3 separate regions of the Homo sapiens genome follow, and all the other regions are linked to region 2. The links are chromatin contacts, found by Hi-C or POLR2A ChIA-PET in ENCODE. All regions are on one chromosome and are shown on one strand. Each heading gives the region's core, a stretch centred on a gene start or an enhancer-like site at or near the end of the contact. The rest is flanking DNA. Distances are from core to core; before and after follow the strand shown. Region 1 holds the start of PBX1 (PBX homeobox 1). Region 2 holds the start of NUF2 (NUF2 component of NDC80 kinetochore complex). Region 3 holds the start of DUSP12 (dual specificity phosphatase 12).

Region 1 (3,866 bases), core at 172-2,671, 1.2 Mb before region 2:
TGACAAAGAAATACCCTGCTTTTTTGTTGTTTTGTATTTTGGGTAGGGGGGGAAGAAAGGAGAAAAGATAAAAATTAATTTTGGACGGGAGAGTCAAGAAAGAAAATCAAACTCGCTGAATTAGGTAAGGAGTCAACTAAATTTGCAAATAAAGTGTTCTTGGGACATTTTATTTCGTAATGTTACAGAGTCCCCTCAACAAGAAGGCATGGAATGCTGTTCAAAACTTGACAATTCTGCTTTCTCTGATACTTTTTTAAAGCAGTAAAAAGTGCCGAGGGCCGCTTTTGGATCAGTTGGCAGTATTTTCGGCATGCCTGTGTGTTTGTGTGGATATAAATGAATACCCCTATATTCACACACACACACACAAATATGTACACAGCCACATCTCGGCATGGGCGATTACACTTTCGATAACAACGCTCCTTCAAATTTTACTCCTCCGCCATGTAGTTGCTTGTCAAAATGAGAAAAGAAATAACATTTTTCAAAAAAAGCGCTGTGGTGATTCGGTTCCCATTGTTTCCCCCTGCAAGAGGAAGAAAAACAAAAAACCCCAAGAAAGGAAAAGAAAAGCCTCCATCTCACCTGGCCTGCGCCTCATCCAAACTCTGGTCTGTGATGGTCATAATTTGCTGTAAAATGTCTCCAATGTCCTGCTTCCTCCCGCCCTCCCCCTCGGTCCCTCCGGCCCCATCCTGCAAGTGCTGGGACAGGCCGGGGTGTCCGGCCATCCCGACCCCAGCATGGGAATGCATCAGCCTGGGCTGCTCGTCCATCTCCAAAGGCTACGGCAGCCCCCGGCTCTTCCTCTTCTGCTCCTCGGCTCGGCTCCTGGGAAGCACCAAGGCTTTTTATCCTTCAAGCTTGTCTTCAAATCCTTTTCAGGATAAACAGGGAAGGGGGAAAAAAGAAGACCAAAAGAAAAAAAAAATCCCTTTGCCTCTTTAGAGGATGGTGGGAGGATGAGGAGGGGGAGGGGGAGGGGGCGTGAAGGGGTTGCGGGGTGAGGGTGGGGATAAGGGCTGGTGGGGAAGGGTGTTGACTCCAAAAAGCAAGAAAAATAAACCACCTTCCCACTTGGCGAAAAGAAATCAGAGCTGGCTTTAGGTTTTTCAGTCCGGTCTCCTTTGCAAGGCAGAAATGGGCTCCCGGCGCTTAAATCTGTGGCTTAATCCTTTTGCAAATATGCATTGATCGGGAGAAAGGAGAGGAAGGCAGGGGGATTGCAATGCAAACTTTCCCCCCCCACCCCCCGCTGCCCCCCACCCCCACTCCGGGCCAGAGTGATCTCAAAGGGGGTGGGCTGTTGCAAAAGCCAGATCTCCCCCAGCCGCGGCGGCAGGCAAAGCACAGGCTCTCTCCTCCTCCGTGTCTCTGCAAACTCCAGCAGCCCCGTCAGCCTCCTGCTTTTGTTTAGCTCAGGCTCAGGACTCCAGAAACATATACAGAAAAACCACAGCCTGAGAGGAGGAGGAGGAGGAGGAGAAGAAGGAGGAGGAGGACGAGAAGGAGGAGAGGGGAGGGGGCAAAGGGAAGGGGAGGGGGCGGGGAAGCCGGGAGGCTGGGGAGAGGAGGAGGGAGGAGGGCGCCTGGAGCTCCTCCCCGCTTCCCTGATTGGCCACCAGATAAAGGACCGGCCCCCTCCTCCCCTACTTTCCTCACGGCGCCTCCTCTCCAGCCTCCTTCAGCTCCTCCTCGCCCGGCGCCCTGTCAATCAGAGTTCAGAGGTGGGCCGGGAAGGAGGCCGAGCTAATAGCAAGTCTCCAGTCCTTAAAGGTGCAATGGTACTGTAGTTCCAGCTCACTTAGTTTCCACTTTCCCTGCTCGCCTTACTTAGGTTGCGTCCTTGAGGAAAATGTGGCTCCACTTAAATGCAAACATATAAAATTAACACGAAAGAACACAGACGGTGTGCGTCTTCCCGCCCACCCCTGCTTTTCTTTTGCTGTGGCATTGTCATTTAAAACTTGATTCTTTTAAATGCTTAGACCTCAGGGAAACTGCTGAGAGCACAAGTTTGTCAGCACGACGTAGTTATGAAACACAATCGAGCTGTTAATATAATTAATAAAGATCTCTAATAAGTGGCAGATGTAATAATAGATACATTTAAAAAAACAATTCTAGCACAGTAAAGGTGAAAAGAATACCAAACTGTGTCATTTTTGCTGCATGAAAACTAAATTATGGACTATGAAACTGAAAAATGCTCAAGAAAAAGAAAGATTAATAAATAAGTTCACCAAATGAAACTAATTCAACATTTCTCTCTCTTCCCCCGGGGGAAATTAGTTATTTGGCTTAAATACCTAATAAAGAAATGCATTATCACAGTCTAGTTCTAGTTTTTAATATAGTCTAATAAGCATTATTAACTGGGAAGAGAAGTGAACTGACATTTATTGAATGCCTACTATGCACCAAGTAATTTGCATGAGTTATTTTATTTAATCCCCAAGACATCTTTGTGAGTTATGGATTATTATTTCCATTTTACAGAGAGGGAACTCAGAAAGGTTAAATAATTTGTCCAAGGTCCACAGTTATTAAGTGTCAAAGCTGGAATTTAAACCCAAGTGTGACTCCCTCCAAAGGCCTAGTATTTCCACTGCACAATCTGCTTCAGTCTAACAGAAATGTGTGAATAGTGTTAAAAATTAGTTATGTGTCTATTGCCTGTCCAGTTTGAAAGGAAACTTGAGGTGCTTAAAAGGGTACATATTCCAACAAGACAACTCCAATTGAAAATGGGTAGGAAAAAATAAAAAATAAATACAATGGGATCAAGAAAAAAGCCAACAAAAGTCATAACTAAGGTCCAGTATCATAGCTCCAGACAGACACAAATTTGCTTCCAATCTTTTCATTGGGCAAAGTGAGAGGGAAAAATCTGACTGTGTACACAGTCACAATGAATATAAGATAAAATAGCAGGCCAATTACTTAGGAAATGTCCAGAATATTTTGTAATATAAAATATTCTATTGTGTAGCCAGCCCTCTTCCTGGATGGCAGTATAGCAAAGGAAATGCAAAGCGCAGTGTAACCAATCTGCAAGCGCAGTGTAACCAATCTGCAAAATGGAAAGCAGCCTTGCCAGGTGCTTCGAGATCCTCAAATAAAATGTTATTCTTCTCACCAATCATTACGCAAAACAAGTTTGGCAAGATAAGGAGCACTGATGCAAGCATTTCAAAGCAGTTTTTAGCAAGCTACTTGGCACTTATTGGTATGAGGGCATGCAATACAGAGTATTAATTGTAATTATGATGTTATATTACTTAATAACAATTGTTTTATTCACATACATATCCTGATTTTTAAACTGTTTTTTTAAAAATTAACACTAATCAAAAGTTGAGCACAAAACTATATACTCAAATCACATATCAATCACAGTGATTGAGAGTTAGCATATCCCTTACAGAGACGAAGTTACCACATTTTAAAGCATGAAAAGAAGTCAACCTAGAGTCTATAAGAAATCAGTTTGTGAGTAATTAATTCTAATTGCAAACCTAATAAAATCTTTCTAGGCAAAGTACTGGAAAAGGTACCATCAATTCCAGAAGATCATTGTCATCTAGGAACATTTTAGTAGGGAAATAAGATGTGTATACACAATGATACTAAAAATAGGTAATATTTATTGACTCCATACTATAATTAAGTATTATATTCAAGGTGTTTTGTTAATTTAATCATTGCAACTGTCTTACCCCGATAGCTATGCTTTTAACCATTACTCTAGAGTGTTGCCCAGATATATTTCAATACATAATAAATGCTATAGAAGTGATAACAAGCCCTTAGACATCCTATAAGAGATGAGAGAAGGGAGTAACCAGTTCGAGTGAATA
Region 2 (3,601 bases), core at 1,055-3,554:
AATATATTAATCTCTGTTTACATGACACCATTTTCAAAAACATGAAGAAAGCTATTACACCTCTGCTAAGCCCTCCCTTCTTTAAAGTAAGTATAATTTCTTTATGTATGGCTATATGTAACTTCAAAATACTCCTTATATGACATTGTTTTAGAAACTACCATCTTATTCATCTTCCTCTAACACACACTATTTTGTAAATGTCTTCTTAAAATGTAGTGCCCAAACTGAACACGACACTCCAGATATGGTTGGTCTAGGGCACAGTATAATGGCCTCTGCTGTAGCACTTACTGATCAACTGAAACTCCAAGAACTTCATCATGACCGTCTTGCATCAAGGCGGCTTCTCCCTGTTCTTTTTTTCCCCCTTTCCCTCTCTTTTTTTTTGGTCACCATCTGCTGTGTCACTTGTGTTCTTGTTGTATAAATTGATTATTTGAAACTTAAGCAAGGATTTGTACTTTCTACTATTAAATTTCATGATTGCAAGCTTTCCTTTTAGAGCTAGGACGTTTTGTCTATTTTTTTTTCTTTGAGGCAGGGTCTCAGTTTGTCATCCAGGCTGGAGTGCAGTGTGGCACAATCACAGCTCACTGCAGCCTCGACCTCCCAGGCTCAAGCTATCCTCCTGCCTCAGCCTCTCAAGTAGCCAGGACGACAGCAGGCACACACTACCACGCCCTGTTAATTTGTGTGTGTGTGGAGATAGGGTCTCACTATGTTGCCCAGTCTGGTCTTGAACTTCTGGGCTCAAGTGATCCTCCCACCTCAACCTCCCAAAGTGCTGGGATACAAGCATAAGCCACCTTGCCAGGCCACAGAGCTGGGATCTTTTGGAATCCAGATTCTGATGCATCACATATTAGATGTTCCCTTCAGCATAAATATGCATTCTACATTTTCATCTAAGTCACAGCCTTAAAAACTGTTCATAAAAGGACTGGACCAAAGAAAGACTTCAGAAAAAGTCACTTTTCCAAAAAAGCTGCATCTGAATTAGAGAGTATTGCAATAGAAAGCGTAGGTGTAAAGTATCTTCATAATTATTATCACTTGTTCCTCTCTTCTCTAATGTTTGGCACTCTGCTATCAGATTAATCCTTATAAAAACACTTAACGCATCATATAATATTTGTATGAAAATACTTCAATTACTCACCTTACCCACCACATCAAATTCAAATTTTTCTGCTAGGCTTCTAAACCCTTTAATAATTGAATGAAATTTCTGCTCCAAGTTAGTCTCCTAACTTTCCCAAACTTCCAGTATTTCCTTTTGGAACCTCCTCCAATATCCAAATTCTATCATTCTTTCGAAGTACAATTTCAGTTACAATTTATTCATTAACGAGAGATGAAGACACTTTCCAACTACATAGTTTGAGCTCCTAGGTGGGATAAAGTATATAAATGACTTAATATATATGCAGTAATACTCTGTCTAACGAGTAGCAAAGATTAACCTATAATTACTCATCTGGTTTCTCATTTATTTGCAGCACCACGATGCTGAGCAGAGTGAGTAGGTACTAAAAGTACTCTGTTAAATTTTACACACTTCGTTTTGTTAAAATAAACTATTTGTGGACATCACAGTTCCACGAGGCAGAGATTAAACAAAAATAAACAGAAATGGCTCCCAACTTCAATGAATTAAGTAAAACGTTCCTTGAACTTTTAAAAGGAACAATGATGGCGTTATGCATGCGTAGTGCTATATATGCGCTGCTCTTTTCCTTTGAATTTTGGATTAGGTGTGATATTTTTACCTTTTCATTCATGGTTTTGGATTTGGTTAAGAAACGTTTGGCAACGGAGATGTGTAAAAAGCTGACAAGCATCTGCAGCCAAATAAACCACATTACCACCGCCTTTCCAAAAATCACACATAAATGTATGCCTAACTTGAACAATTTCAGCTCAAGCTCGTCTTCTTCGGTCTATGCTGCACCAGAAAACACCCGTTAGTTTAGTAGGAACTGAGCTCTGGTTGTTTCTGGGACTAACATCAAATAAAAAGTAACGACGGGCCCGCCCCTCACCTCCCAGGCTCTGGTTTCTTCCGCCTCCTCCCACCGCTGAGCACGACGAAAACACCGCCAGGCCCAGCGTCCCGGCACCTGCCCGCGCCTTGGGATGGAGAAGGCGTCTGTCTGCAGGCTTCCTTCCTCCGTCCTCTCGCGCTCACCTACAGTGCCGGCCGCCGACAGGAAGACGGCGAGTTCGGGGAGCAGCTACAAGCAAAGTCAAAAATCAGCAAACGTCAACCGTCATCACTTTTCAAACTTGCCGCCTCCTACTGGAAGTCCCGCCCCATTCCGCCAAGCCCACGTCCAACCGCGACGGATGCCGGTTGGGCTCAAGAGACGCCAGGCAGGTGGGACTGGAGTTGTCATGGAAGGGGCAGGGCGCAGGGCGGAACCATTGCTCGCGGAGCTGGCGTCGAGTCGGAACCTCGGACTGCAGGAAGTGGGAGCACCGCGGTTTCGGGGAAGAGACCGGGGTTGAGCGTCTAGCCCATCTCTGCGTGACTTCCGCCAGCGTTTAGAGCGTTTTCGGGGTCCGAGTTGAAGAGCAAAACCAAGTGAAGGAAACTTCACTAAGTTCAGGGTGACAAGGGAGGAAGTACAGAGGTAATTTATAGAATTCCAGAGTAATAATAACTTGTTGAACATTGATTATGTGCCGGGTTTTGTTAGATGCTTATAAGCATCATCTCATTTAGACTTCATTAAAGGGGAGAAAAGGGATAGTGGAGAGATACTATCATCCCCTCAGGTGAGGGCTCTGAATCAGAGAATGCAGTTCTCTGCGCACAGTAGTTCACAAGTAGCATAGCTGGGATATGAACACACATCCTCTGACTCTGTGCTCATAAGCACGACTTCAAGAGGTGGAAGGAACATAACAGTTCATCTGGTCAAATCCTCTCGCTTTCACCGATATGAAAACTGGACTCAGAGAGAAGTGATTTGTTAGAAGTTATACAGTAAGTGGGACTGTAAAGTAGAAACCAGGTCTCCTGATTTTAGCTTCTCCCTCTTCGATCAGTGCTTTTCACCTCTGAACTGTTCCCCAAATTTGCACATTCCTGAGTGAGTTGCATTCTTCAGATAAGGGGCCCTGAAATCTGTATTTTTTTACATGGTATTTTGTTTGTTTGTTTTGGCAAGAGTGGAAACACTGCATTTAACACAAGTTAGGAAGCCATGGCAGGCCTGGTTGTCAGGGGAGAAAGCCATTAAGTTTTATTGAGGTTTGGGACAGGAGAAGACGTAATAGGACTTGTATCTGGTCACAGAGTAGAGCATCATCTGGTGACAGTCGTGTGTTGGATGGGGAACCTGAACTGAATTATGTGAAAAAAGTGCTAGAAAGGTTGTATTGAATGTAGACACAAATTCCGCTGCTTTGTCCTGTCCTGAAGAACTAAACCTATTGATAGTGAAGTCTATACCAATTCTAAATAAAAATACATTTCATATCATTAGTTCAGGGCTTTTGTCTTTCCTTTCAATGTCTATTTACTGATGTAAGTCTCAAAGTCGGAATCTAGTAAGACCCAAAAGGACATTAAGAAAATAGATTTTAAAAAAAT
Region 3 (3,601 bases), core at 557-3,056, 1.6 Mb after region 2:
TTAATAGTAAAGTTTAGGCCCACTTCATTTTTGCTTCTCAAATAAGCCCATTGCCTCTGAAATATTATCAAGGTACAAAATAATTATTCCTTTTTCCTTTTGAATTCTGAACCACGTGAATCTATTACCTATTCAAAAATAATAACAGTAATTTTTAAAATTTTTATAATGGCTCAGAACAAATCCAAACTCCTGGCTAGACACAGTGGCTTACCTACGCCTGAAATCCCAGCACTTTGGGAGGCGAGGTGAGAGGATTGGTTGAGTCCAAGAGTTGGAGACCAGCCTGGGCAACAAAGTGAGACCCCACCTCTACAAAAAATTAGCCGGATGTGGTGGGGTCTGTAGTCCCAGCTACTCTGGAGGCCGAGGCAGGAGGTTCACTTGAGCCTGGGAGGTTGAGACTGCAGTGAGCCGTAATTACGCTACTACACTGTAGCCTGGGTGACAGAGCAAGACCCTATATCAAAATAAAAATAAATAAAACAAAACAAAAACAAATCCAATCTCCTTTCATCTTAGCATTCAGGGACCTCAAAATCTGGTCCCAGACTTCTTTTGATTTCATCACTATCTTCTTTTATGTGCTCAATAAATTTAAACGATTATTATACTCCAATCCAACCAAGAACTGCTTAGGGATTCCCATTTTCTTTTTTTGGGGGGAGGGATGGAGTCTCGCTCTGTTGCCCAGGCTGGAGTGCTGTGGCATGACCTCGGCTCACTGCAACCTCCGCCTCCCAGGTTCAAGTGATTCTCCTGCCTCAGCCTCCCGAGTAGCTGGGACTACAGGCGAGAGCCACCACGCCCGGCTAATTTTTGTATTTTTGGTTTCACCATATTAGCCAGCCTGATCTCGAACTCCTCACCTTGTGATCCTCCTGCCTCCCAAAGTGCTGGGATTACAGGCGTGAGCCACCGCGCCCTGCGGGATTCCCATTTTCTTTTTGTCTTTGCTGCAACCATCTCCTCCCTAGGCAAAGCCCAGGGATCCTTTAGATCCAAACCAATTCATCTCTTCATCAACCACCCGCCACCCATCCCAAACAAAAACATTTAACCCTAAATCTTTGTAAATCCCGTTTACAAGACACCAAGCAACCTAATCTGCATTACAATAATCGGGGTGGGTGTCTAGCTTCTCCAACAGAGCTGTAAACTCCTTAGGGTGTAGGTAATTTGTCATTTATCAGATGACACCTCCCCCGCCCTCTGCTGCTGCAGGAAGAACCAACTAAAGCATGAATGAATGAAAGCCTGCACACACCAGGGGCCCGCCTCAACCCTCCTCCTCTCTTGGAAACACGCCTCCTGCGGGAGGCAGCGGGAGGAGGTTCACGCGGCATGACCGCGCTCTTGTCCTCCCGACGGCCTCGGAAGGTAAGGGGCGACGGGGGCCGGCTGGAAGCTTGGCGGGGCACGTCACCCACTGACCCGGCCACTCACCAGTGCACCAACACCGCACGGCCCTCAGCGCGGGCCTGACCGATGAAGGCCACGCACCGGTCCAGATGGCTGAGTAGGTCCGTCTCGGGTTTGTCCAGCGCTGGCACGAAGAGGCGCCATAGATCCTCGACCCCAGGCCCCGCCTTGAAGCTGGGCTCCTCCGAGTCCACTGTTAGCACGGCCGTGATGCCCGCTTCCCTCAGGTGATCTGGCTCCGCGACGGCCGCGGCCCCACCGAAATACAATCCTGGCTGCACTTCCAGCATCTGCCCGGCACAGCTGACTCTGCTGGCGCTGGGGTTGCTGAGCTCGCAGCCATCACTCGGGCCCGGAGCCTCCAACATGGCCGCGCCCAGAGACAAGGCGGCTTCCTGCCCTACCATCGAGTAGACTCCGGCTAGAACATCCTTCCCCTGGGACTCGCCAGCCTCGGCGGCTCTGCTGCTCCCTCGGAGGACCACGTCGGCCGCAGGAATCTGGACTTATCGCTGAGGGGCGGAGCTTCGGCCCCATTCAGCGCGGCCTTTCCACCCTTGTTCCCTCTGACCCCTACCCCCAAAGTTGATGGTGAAGGATAAGCTTCCCCAAATACAGGGTTTCTCGAGCTCTTAGTATTGAAATTTTCAGGAAAGAGACATCAGGAGCAGCTGAACTCAAATGTGAAATAAATGTCGCACCAGCTGAATCAGAAGCATCATTTTATGCATTTGAAGTAAAATTTTTTTCAATATTATGGAGCCATCTTTACTGTGCATTTCATGATTATTTTTCCTTTTTCTGCCCAATTTCATTATTGGGGTGTGAATCCTTGTTGATGTTTACTGTCTATTTATTTTGAAGATACTAATCCTATATTTTTGTAAGTCAATGTCCTCCGGCCAGGACTACAAGAAACCAACTTTAATTAAGCAAGTTGGTTTTATTACTCAGTCATGAGTTATGGAGAATTTCAGGGCATCTCAGCACGAGGATGTTAGGAAGATCCTCTACAGATTTTGGGCTTTTATTTGGGGATTTTGGAAAGGGTTGAAGGAAGCAGGCTTTGCTCCAGACTGAATGCTGCAGGAAGATACTCAGTACAGTGAGTATATTTTATATATCTTTTGTATAGGGAGGACAGGTGAGAGAGATACTAAAGCTGTAATTGGTCAAGAAGTAGCAGCTATAGTACTGGTATAAAGATAGATACATCGACGTGTCTCTATTCTGGAACAGAACAAACCCTTGCGTGTGGAGTCCTAATTAGGGAAAAGGAGTCAGGCTGGCTGGACGAAGGGAAGCAAAAGGAGAAAGCAGACAAGCCATAAGTCTGCCTTTCTTCGTGGTCCAGGACACATAGCCCTGCTGTGCAAATAACTCACAATCTGCCTGTGCCCAGCCATCACCAGACCCTCAGCTGATAGAAAAATGGAAGTTAGTTCACTGCAACCCTGGCATTATTAGTACTGCACAAAGCCCTCTTCCACCCACAACATAAGCACCATTCTACAAAATCCCCAGCAAGCCTTTGTTTCCTAGCAGTCAGCTTCTCTCTTGCTGACCTGCCTGTTGCACCCTTGCAATGTATTTTCATACTTTATCTAATAAACCTGCCTTTCTTTACCTACAACTGTGTTGGTAAATTCTTCCTACCACCCATGTCACCAGCCCAGAAAGCTGCTAATCACCTGCAACACTGCATATATGTTAGAATAATCTTCAAAAAGAGTGCCAAGACCACACAATGGAAAAAGGACAATCTCCTCAACAGTGTTGGGAAAAACTAGATATCCACATGCAAAAGAATGAAGATGGACCTTTACCTTGGACCATACACAAAAAATAACTCCAAATAGATTAAAGACCTAAAAATATAACATTCTTAGTAGAAAACATAGGGGGAAAGCTTCATGGCCTTGGATTTGATAAAAATGTTGAAACAGGTAAGGGTTAATGGTCTCATTGTCTAAGGTGTTATCCGAACTTGTCTAACGACCGAGAAAACTAAGGAGCATGGGCACAAAGAGTGAGGTTGAAGCAAAAGTTTAATAAGCAAAAGAAGAAAGCTCTCCACAGCAGAGAGGGGAGCCCAAGTGGGGTGCCATTTTTACAGCTGAATTCAAAACCTATTATAAGAAACTCCTCTCATCTCTATAGTTGTTTGAGTAACTTCTCT

What was found. A loop is a pair of places that touch in the nucleus more often than their neighbours do. ChIA-PET counts read pairs that join two places held with the same protein, here RNA polymerase II (POLR2A). Pooled maps may share reads with other maps.
Region 1: a loop to region 2 is called in a map of naive thymus-derived CD4-positive, alpha-beta T cell, with 16 times the contacts of the local background. The contact joins the promoter of PBX1 here to the promoter of NUF2 in region 2. A Hi-C loop is called at or near these places in 1 of 168 maps with a recorded cell type or tissue (naive thymus-derived CD4-positive, alpha-beta T cell) and 10 of 50 pooled maps. POLR2A ChIA-PET finds 5 or more read pairs at or near these places in 2 of 52 experiments (BJ and WTC11).
Region 3: a pooled map shows a loop between it and region 2 (12-fold over the local background). The contact joins the promoter of DUSP12 here to the promoter of NUF2 in region 2. A Hi-C loop is called at or near these places in 6 of 50 pooled maps.

What each region holds. Positions count from the first base shown.
Region 1 is chr1:164,556,739-164,560,604 of GRCh38, reverse strand. It overlaps PBX1 (PBX homeobox 1), which reads right to left and starts at 1,421. Exons shown (of 9, transcript NM_002585.4): 1 at 592-1,421. The coding sequence starts at 782. RefSeq lists an enhancer at 1,340-1,839.
Region 2 is chr1:163,320,657-163,324,257 of GRCh38, reverse strand. NUF2 (NUF2 component of NDC80 kinetochore complex) reads right to left here and starts at 2,304. Exons shown (of 14, transcript NM_145697.3): 1 at 2,046-2,304. LOC127814295 (a long non-coding RNA gene) reads left to right here and starts at 2,523. Exons shown (of 5, transcript NR_182654.1): 1 at 2,523-2,636. It also overlaps a transcript of RGS5 not described here. RefSeq lists enhancers at 2,085-2,314, 2,355-2,564.
Region 3 is chr1:161,747,991-161,751,591 of GRCh38, reverse strand. DUSP12 (dual specificity phosphatase 12) reads right to left here and starts at 1,806. Exons shown (of 6, transcript NM_007240.3): 1 at 1,447-1,806. The coding sequence starts at 1,790. RefSeq lists enhancers at 790-1,436, 1,498-2,007, 3,579-3,601.